Regions from separate parts of the Homo sapiens genome. Here region 2 is linked to region 1. Evidence: chromatin contacts called from ENCODE Hi-C or POLR2A ChIA-PET data. All regions are on one chromosome and are shown on one strand. Each heading gives the region's core, a stretch centred on a gene start or an enhancer-like site at or near the end of the contact. The rest is flanking DNA. Distances are from core to core; before and after follow the strand shown.

Region 1 (4,627 bases), core at 2-2,501:
TGGCCAATGAAAACTGTATTGCTGTAAATCTCTTAGTGATATTTCTCCCCATCCTCCTCTCTCCATTATATTCACAACAGAAGGAAATTAAACTTTGTAAGAATTTTCTTGACTTTGGTTTAACTTTAGCTTCCCAGCTGTCTGCTCTTACAGTATCACGTAATGAGCAAAGCGGTGGGGCTAGGGGGCCGGAGGGTAGAGTGTTAACTTTAGCAAGCAGAAGAAAAGCAATAAAAGACCTTGCATCAGACAGTGTCTCTCCCTCTGCCCCCTCTTCCTCTGCTTCCCCGCCATCCCACCCCCTTCTCGAGCCCTTACACACACATTCTTCTGGGCGGCCTCTAACCACACCATCTCCACAATCATTTGCAGAAATTAGAAACAGACTCCGGGAGCCCTTCCCTTAAGCACGCACAGAGCGGAGCTGTGCAAGCACGACGGGGCAATGTCACTCCCTATTACCCCACAATCTCTTACTCCCCCTGTGGGTTTCATTCCCGAGAATCCGGCTTTCTTCCGCAGAGGAGATGGATCTACCTAATTAGCAATGGAGTTTCATCTCATTCTTCCCCACTCCAGTCACCCCACCCCCACTCTAACGTACAAAAACACCCACCACCAAAACCAAAGAAAAGTTCCTTCTACCAGGGCAACCGAGGAGTTGGGTTTAGGGACTGGAGCGAAAGCAGAGAGAGGAGGAAGAGAACGAGCGCAATGTACTTTGTTTTGCACTTCTGCACATGCAGCGCAGAGCCCAGGGCGGCTCTCGTCCTTACCGGCTGGTCCCGAGACCGGGTCCTGCTACTGGAGCGCCGGGCGAGGGCTGCAGGGACGCGGCGTCGGGGCGGGCCGCCGGCAGCCGCCGCGGGCGCCGAGAGCCACCACCACTTCTCCCACAAGCGGCTGCGGGCGTGGGCTGAAGGAGCTGTAGAAGGAGCCTGGGGAGGGGGAGAAGAGGAGCAGCATCTCCTCCTCCTCCTCCTCGCCTCGGAAACGCTCCCCAGCGGCGATCCCGGCCGACTGCCTGACCCCCGAGCGCTCAACGCACCCCCGCCGCCCTACTGTGCTCGACGCCTCTCCAAGAGCTTCGCCAAAACCTTCTGGCGCGGGCGGCTCAACTCCTGTAGGCGACTCTGACCGCTGCCGAGGCGGACCGGGGAGCTACGGAGCACGGCTCGCCAGCACGACGGTCTCCAGGGGCCGTGAGCATGGTGTGTCACCCTCGCCTCAGCGTGGCCGCTGGAGCTACTCGCACCACTGGGGCTCCACCTCGGGCAGCCGCGCCGGCTCCGCCCCCCCGGTCCTGTCACTCAACCATTCCCCGGCACTGGGAGGACCGCAGATCTCCCACCCCGAGCTCCCCTCGACCTCATTGGCCCGCCTGGCATCCAGCTCCACCTCCTCCCTAGGGACGAGGTCGCCAGGGAGACCAGCGCCCCGGTTGCCATGACAACCAGTGCCTTGGGCCTGGCTTTTCGCGTTCTTCGGACTAGCCAGAGGCTCAGGTTGGTGACCGAGCGGCAGAGTTCCTAGCGCCTGCAGTGTGGTGAACTCCAACTTTTAGGCCAAGTTGAAAATGCAGCCGACGACCCCCACACTTCTAACTTCAGAATCAAAACTATGACCCTAGGGAGTGAGGAGGAGAGTGAAAAATGCGTAAGTGCTGGCTCCTCCCTTACTCTTCGCTGCCTCTCAGCCTTGTTTCTATATTCTCACGGGGCGCTTTGGTCTTTGAAAGGAAGAGGAGAATGGGGGAGAGGAAGAGCATGGCTTTGCCAGCTCCTTGCAGCAATATAGCAACTTAGAAATGGCGGGGTCAACGAAAAAAGCCCGGTGAGTTTTCCCACGGTTGTAAAGCTATCTTCAAAAGTGTGGTGACAGCACAACGCCAAATGCCCTAGGGAAAACTGAAATTCTCATATTTTTGAAAAAAGTTTGTAAATACTTGCCTTGTTATTTTATCTATGAGACTAAAATAATCCCGAAGTTTGAAAATTTAAGGAAAAGGTTTAACATAGTCGATAACCTCCCACTTTTCTATATACACTGAAATTTGGCCAAGGTATATCCAGACAGCTGTACCCCTCCTTGCTGCAAGCCGAAATATTTGAGTTTCAATAGTTAAACAAGAGAGTCTTGCTGAATTCATGAACAAATAATATCCTGTGATTTGAGTTTTGAAAGTTTTGGGTTATTCTCAGAGGTATAAGGTAAACTGGTCCACTCTGGAAAGGGTACCTGAAGATAAATTTAGTCTGAGACCCTTAATGTTGAGCCCTAGGTAAATCTGAATTTCATGGCTGGCTCCAAAGTGGAGAGATCTGAGGCTTATTTGGCTTCCCCAAAAAAAGTCAAAGCAGCAATCCTAGGTTCCCTAGCCCCTGAGGCTGCCATACATGTATGATGAATGAGGGAATTAATAGTAATGATTTATCTTTGGCGAGCACTTGAGTTTTCATTATATCATTTACTAAATGAATAACTATGATAGATATCTTCAGTCAAATATGCCTTACAAGTATGCATTGAATGTGATTACTCATAGGGCTAAACACAACGGAAAATACACAGCAGGATTTTAAGCTAAGTCCCCGCTCCCAAGGAGCTAACCTGGAGCCTAAGAAAGAAAACTAGCACTCTTGAAACAATTTGAGAACAATTATAGCTAAAATGTGCAGCCAAACTTTGAGTAGGTAGCAGCTAAGAGAAAGTTTGCTATGTAAAATGGGCTGGATTCCTCAGTTTATGGAAGAGGGGAATTTACACTGGGCTTTGATGAATGCAGCAAAGATGAGGAAAGTCAGTTGAGGGGAACAACAAAAACTAAACAGCAGCAGCAGGGATAAGTGGTGAAAGTAAATAACAGGCCAGGCTCCTTGGATGGGAAACACAAGTGGATGATTGGAGCCCTTTTCTCAGTTCTTCCCCCATTTTTAAATGTTCTGGATCATCTATCAGGGAGGTAGGAAAGGCAGGTTGGGAAGAACAGAAACTTTCATGAAACATCTGTCTCTGTTTGCCTCTGAAAGAAAGTTCATGTATTTATTGGAAAGAAAAGCAATATCCTTAATTAATGGCTGCAATAGCTTGTGGATTCACATCAGAAAGAAGGTATAGCAAGTATAGTGTTGTAAATTTCCGCAAAAGTAGACAAACCACAGTGTTGTTAGCTTTTTTCCTTTTCTTTTTCTTCTTCGTGTTTTTTTTTTTATTAAGGCCATTTCAGGTGGTTGCCCTCAAGGCATTTTCACCAGTAATCCCTCTGTTTTGGATGAGCTGAAAGACTGGTTTTAAAATACAATCTGTTAAAAAGTACACACAAGGGAAATCTACAGGTTAAATTCCTTTTGGATATAATGTAAAAGTCAATACTAACAAATGGAACCCAGCACTACATTACAAATAATATAACAAAATTAAGAGAAATTATTTCATGTGTATAGTTATGGCAATAGTTCAATAACAGAAAATTTTCTCATATGCTTGATTATATTAGTAAGTCAAAGGAGGAAAACATTATGAGGATCTCAGTTGATGCTGAAAAGGATTTTGTAAAGTCCAGCATCATTCCCAATAAAAATTAGAATTTGTAATAATTTAAATATATATATATGTTATACTAAAGCCAGCCACTTCCTTTATAACATAACATCATAATTATTCCTATTGAAGTCAAGTACAAGGCAAGAATGTTCACCATCACATTGTAACAATAGAAACGATAGCCAATGCAATTAGATATAAAATAGAAATAAGAAATTAAGTACTGTAAATAAGTCAGGGTTGTCATTTGTTTGCAAATAATATGAAAACTCCAAAGCATCAACTGAAAAGCTTTTAGAGGCAATAAAAGATAAATTAAGATAACTAGTTATAAAATTAACATACGGGGGGTGGGGCACAGTGGCTTATGCCTGTAATGCCAACACTCTGGGAGGCTGAAGTGGACAGATCACTTGAGTCCAGGAGTTCAATACCAGTCTGGGCAACATGGTGAAACCCTTTCTCTACAAACAATAAAAAAGTTAGCCAAGCATGGTGGGATGCACCTGTAGTCCCAGGTACTCTGGAGGCTGAGGTGGGAGGATTGCTTGAGGCCAGGATGTCGAGGCTGAAGTGAGCCATGATCCCACCACTGCACTACAGCCTGGGCAACAGAGTGAGATCCTGTCTCAAAAATAACAATAATAATAATAATAAAAAAACATATGAAAATCAAGAGCTTTCTCATGTATTATCATAACCAATTTGAAAATACAATATAAAAAGAATCCATCCCACTTACAGTAGCCACAGAAATTTAAGTAGCTAAAAATAAACACTAAAATAAATTTATAAAACTGGCTGGGCATGGTGGCTCACGCCTGTAATCCTAGCACTTTAGAAGGCCAAGGCAGGAGGGCTGTTTGAGCCTGGGAATTCAAGACCAGCCTGGGTAACATAGCAAGACCCCATCTTTATTTAAAAAAAATAAATACATACATAATGTAAAATATAAACAAAAGTTATAAGACATACTTTAAAAATGATATAATTTGTAGTGGACTATGATTGTGCCTATGATTAGCCACTGCATGCTAGCTTGGGCAACACAGCAAGATCCCTTCTCTAAAAAAAATTTTAGAAT
Region 2 (4,759 bases), core at 703-3,202, 400 kb before region 1:
TAGCTATACATATTTGAAATTCTTCTCTAAGAAAGATTTGCCTCTTCTCCATTTATTTACTCATTCAATTATTTATTTATATGAGCATGCTCTCACAGGTATTTCCTTTGAACTTTGTATCATAAGCCACTACATGATTGATTTTGTTATCAAATTGTTCCAGCCTTGGCCACTGGGAGCCCCTTCAGGTTGGCTCCTTGCCCCTTTGACATGCCCCATCCTTTTGTGTTTCGAGCACCCTTTCCTTTCTGTTACTACAGGATGCTCCAGGCTCATCATCTATTTTCTCTACCCTAGTCCCAGCACAAGGCATTTCTCCCAATACATTGGTTTCTTCTCTGTAAACGCTACCACCCAGTCTCCTTCTGCCATCACTGCCAAGCTTCTTACACCAAGAGAAGTCGGCTTCCTTTATGATGCCAGTGACCACCTCCCATGAAAGGCTCTCTGCAGACTTCAAGCAACTCAATCTTATTTTACAATTCTTTCTGCTCACACATCCAGGATCCAGGATAGAGTTCTAACAAACCTTACTTGTCTCTTCTCAATCTAAATGCTGTCTTGTACAATATCATCAGTAACTCTCTAAATGTGTAACTCCAACCTAAACTTCTCTCTGTAACTCCAAGACTATTTGTTCTAGATGCCCCAAAACACTTTCCTGGGCATGAAAAGGCACTTGGGAGGTTGTCCAAAATAGAACATTTTCTCATTGTGTCTACACAATAAGATCCTCCCCATCTGGATGCAGTTACAACAGATGCTGAGAGATATCTATCAATGAGACTTAGCTGCCTCTAGGGTCTGTAAGGGGTGGTTTCTCCATACAGGAAGAAGATAGTATCTCCTTCACAAAAAAAGGAATTAAAAAAGACTAGGGGAAAAGTGTGTTTAGTTAGTTCCTTCCTTGGGAATAAAAGCAGAAGGCAGAATTCAAAGAGAGCTTCCTATAAGCAGATCAGGAGGGACTTGGCTAACACAAAACTAAAACATTCCATATTTTACCGTGTGTTTTTTAACTGTGAAGATCAGCAATAAACCCCTTAAAATAAGATCAGCCACATTAATAATTTGTTGAATAGCAAACACCAGTGAGTGCGAAGGAGTAGTGATGCCTTTCAAAAGGAAAGGGAAACAGGGAAGAGAAAGAGACAGCCTGAGAAATGGTCCCAAGGCCAGACCAGGCCAGAATTCATCTGAATGGCCCCAATTCCAACCCACTCCATTCCTCCTGGCCCCTAATTTATGAGCCAATCACCAATCATCCAAACTAGAGATCCTTTTCCTGGCTTGTTCTCCACACATATTGCTACCAAAATCCCAGAGATTTCTTGAGATACTGAAAGTAGAGGGATGGGAGTGGGAAGAGCTCACTTTAGATACTTCTCTTTATTTCTGAATTTATAACACTGATCTCTAATTCCTCCCATCACCACTACCACCCCCTCCACTGAATAAGCTTTCACCCTCTTGTTTTACAAAAAATACTTAATGACAAGGAAGACATTCATAGTATCAGAGTTTTTTGATTAATAAAAAAGCAGGTACAAAATACAATAATTTTTAAAAGGAAAAAAAAACAGGTACAATACAGTATGTTTGTTAGTATCCCACTTCATCAAAATTGAATGAAATGTGTATTCAAAAGATTGATGGGGCCTCTGTAGCAAAATGCTAGCAGTAGGTATCTCTGAATGGAACAGTCAGATGACGTTATTTTCTTCTGGGTATTTAAAAATTGTCTAAACGTTATAAAATGAACACACACCTGTTTTTGTAGTCACAAAACTGAATCACAATTATTCTAAAAACAAAACAACTATAATCAAGTCTTAGTTCCAGGAAGGAGGTAAGGGTCATCTAATCCACTTCTCCATGCAAGAATGCTCTTTCTTCTAGCGAGACTAGCTTGTTTGCATGTCTCCAGGGACATCTGTTGTCATTACAAGGCAGCCCCTTCCACAGCAGGCCAATGATGAGGATTAGAAACTTCTATCTCTCATGAAGCTAAAATAGAGCCCTGTTCCATTGGTTCTACTTCTGCCCTCTTGATACTAAAGCTGTCCACGCAGTTTTCTTGTTTTTTTTTTTTTTTTTTTTTTTTTTTTTGAGACGGAGTTTCGCTCTTATTGCCTAGGCCAGAGTGCAATGGCACAATCTCAGCTGACTGCAACCTCCGCCTGCTGGGTTCAAGCGATTCTCCTGCCTTAGCCTCCCAAGTAGCTGTGATTACAGGCATGTGCCACCACACCTGGCAAATTTTTTGTATTTTTAGTAGAGACGAGGTTTCTCCATGTTGGCCAGGCTGGTCTGGAGTCCTTGACCTCAGCCTCGGCCTCCCAAAGTGCTGGGATTACAGGCGTGAGCCACCATGCCCAGCCTCACTCAGCTTCTTAGGCCTGTTTTTTTCTATCCTTTTCTCTTAAGTATGCATTTTTTTTTTTTTGAGATGGAGTCTCGATCTGTTGCCCAGGCTGAAGCGCAGTGGCACAATCTTGGCTCACTGCAAGCTCTGCCCCCAAGGTTCACACCATTTTCCTGCCTCAGCCTCCCAAGTAGCTGGGACTACAGGCGCCCGTCACCACACTCGGCTAATTTTTTGTATTTTTAGTAGAGATGGGGTTTCACCGTGTTGGCCAGGATGGTCTCGATCTCCTGACCTTGTGATCCACCTGCCTCGGCCTCCCAAAGTGCTGGGATTACAGGCATGAGCCACTGCGCCCAGCCCAAGTATGCATTTTTAAATATTTAGAATGCATGTGCCTTAATCCATTTCCTGCTGCCTATAGCAGAATACCTGAAACTGGGTAATTTATTTTAAAAAGGAATTTATTCCTTACAGTTATGGAGGCTGGGAAGTCCACAGTTAAGGGGCCACACCTGGTGAAAGCCTTCTTGCTGGTGGGGACTCTAGAGTCCCAAAGTGACATGGTGAGGGAGCTGAGCATGCAAACATGCTACTGCAGGTCTCTTCCTCTTATAAAGCCACCAGTTCAGGCCAAGCGTGGTGGCTCATGCCTGTAATCCCAGCACTTTGGGGGGCCAAGGCGGGCGGATCACCTGACCTCAGGAGTTCGAGACAAGCCTGGCCAACATGGTGAAACCCCGTCTCTACCAAAAATACAAAAATTAGCCAGACATGGTGGTGGGCACCTGTAATCCCAGCTACTTGAGAGGCTGAGGCAGGAGAATCACTTGAACCCGGGAGGCAGAGGTTGCAGTGAGCTGAGATCGTGCCACTGCACTCCAGCCTGGGCAACAGAGCAAGACTCCCTCTCAAAAAAATAAAATTAAATTAAATTAAAAGCCACCAGTTCTCCTCCCATGGTAACCCATAAACTCGTTAATCTTGAATGCATTCATTCATGAGGGCAGATCCTTCACGATCCAATCACCTCTTAAAGGCTCCACCTTTTAATACTGCCACATCGGGTTTAAGTTTCAACATAAATATTTGTGGGTTTTTTTGTTTGTTTGTTTGTTTTAATTGATCATTCTTGGGTGTTTCTCACAGAGGGGGATTTGGCAGGGTCACAGGACAATAGTGGAGGGAAGGTCAGCAGATAAACAAGTGAACAAAGGTCTCTGGTTTTCCTAGGCAGAGGACCCTGCGGCCTTCCGCAGTGTTTGTGTCCCTGGGTACTTGAGATTAGGGAGTGGTGATGACTCTTAACGAGCATGCTGCCTTCAAGCATCTGTTTAACAAAGCACATCTTGCACCGCCCTTAATCCATTCAACCCTGAGTGGATACAGCACATGTTTCAGAGAGCACAGGGTTGGGGGTAAGGTCACAGATCAACAGGATCCCAAGGCAGAAGAATTTTTCTTAGTACAGAACAAAATGAAAAGTCTCCCATGTCTACCTCTTTCTACACAGACACAGCAACCATCCGATTTCTCAATCTTTTCCCCACCTTTCCCCCCTTTCTATTCCACAAAACCGCCATTGTCATCATGGCCCGTTCTCAATGAGCTGTTGGGTACACCTCCCAGACGGGGTGGTGGCCAGGCAGAGGGGCTCCTCACTTCCCAGTAGGGGCGGCCGGGCAGAGGTGCCCCTCACCTCCCGGACAGGGCGGCTGGCCGGGCGGGGGCCTGACCCCCCCACCTCCCTCCCAGACGAGGTGGCTGCCGGGCAGAGACGCTCCTCACTTCCCAGACGGGGTGGCTGCTGGGCGGAGGGGCTCCTCACTTCTCAGACGGGGCGGCTGCCGGGCGGAGGGGCTCCTCACTTCTCAGACGGGGCGGCCGGGCAGAGACGCTCCTCACATCCCGGACGGGGCGGCAGGGCAGAGGTGCTCCCCACATCTCAGACGATGGGCGGCCGGGCAGAGACGCTCCTCACTTCCCAGATGGGATGGCGGCCAGGCAGAGACGCTCCTCACTTTCCAGACTGGGCAGCCAGGCAGAAGGGCTCCTCACATCCCAGACGATGGGCGGCCTGGCAGAGACGCTCCTCACTTCCCAGACGGGGTGGCGGCCGGGCAGAGGCTGCAATCTCGGCACTTTGGGAGGCCAAGGCAGGCTGCTGGGAGGTGGAGGTTGTAGCGAGCCGAGATCACACCACTGCACTCCAGCCTGGGCACCATTGAGCACTGAGTGAAGGAGACTCCGTCTGCAATCCCGGCACCTCGGGAGGCCGAGGCTGGCGGATCACTCGAGGTTAGGAGCTGGAGACCAGCCCGGCCAACACAGCGAAACCCCGTCTCCACCAAAAAAATACGAAAACCAGTCAGGCGTGGCGGCGCGCGCCTGCAA

The links. Hi-C counts contacts between places; a loop is a spot of excess contacts on that map. ChIA-PET counts read pairs that join two places held with the same protein, here RNA polymerase II (POLR2A). Pooled maps may share reads with other maps.
Region 2: a pooled map shows a loop between it and region 1 (2.7-fold over the local background). The contact joins the enhancer-like site here to the promoter of PTPN13 in region 1. A Hi-C loop is called at or near these places in 1 of 168 maps with a recorded cell type or tissue (chondrocyte) and 6 of 50 pooled maps. POLR2A ChIA-PET finds 5 or more read pairs at or near these places in 3 of 52 experiments (CD4-positive, alpha-beta memory T cell, MCF 10A and WTC11).

The regions. Positions count from the first base shown.
Region 1 is chr4:86,590,939-86,595,565 of GRCh38, reverse strand. PTPN13 (protein tyrosine phosphatase non-receptor type 13) reads right to left here and starts at 1,251. Exons shown (of 48, transcript NM_080683.3): 1 at 777-1,251. It also overlaps a transcript of MAPK10 not described here. RefSeq lists an enhancer at 1,014-1,600.
Region 2 is chr4:86,995,449-87,000,207 of GRCh38, reverse strand. All of the region lies in intron 2 of AFF1 (ALF transcription elongation factor 1), which reads right to left. Among named protein-coding and RNA genes, the nearest start is that of AFF1, 63 kb to the right of the region's middle. Within about 2 kb of position 1,952, at least 3 of the 41 ENCODE cell types and tissues checked have a DNase peak (open chromatin) inside an H3K27ac peak, as active enhancers do.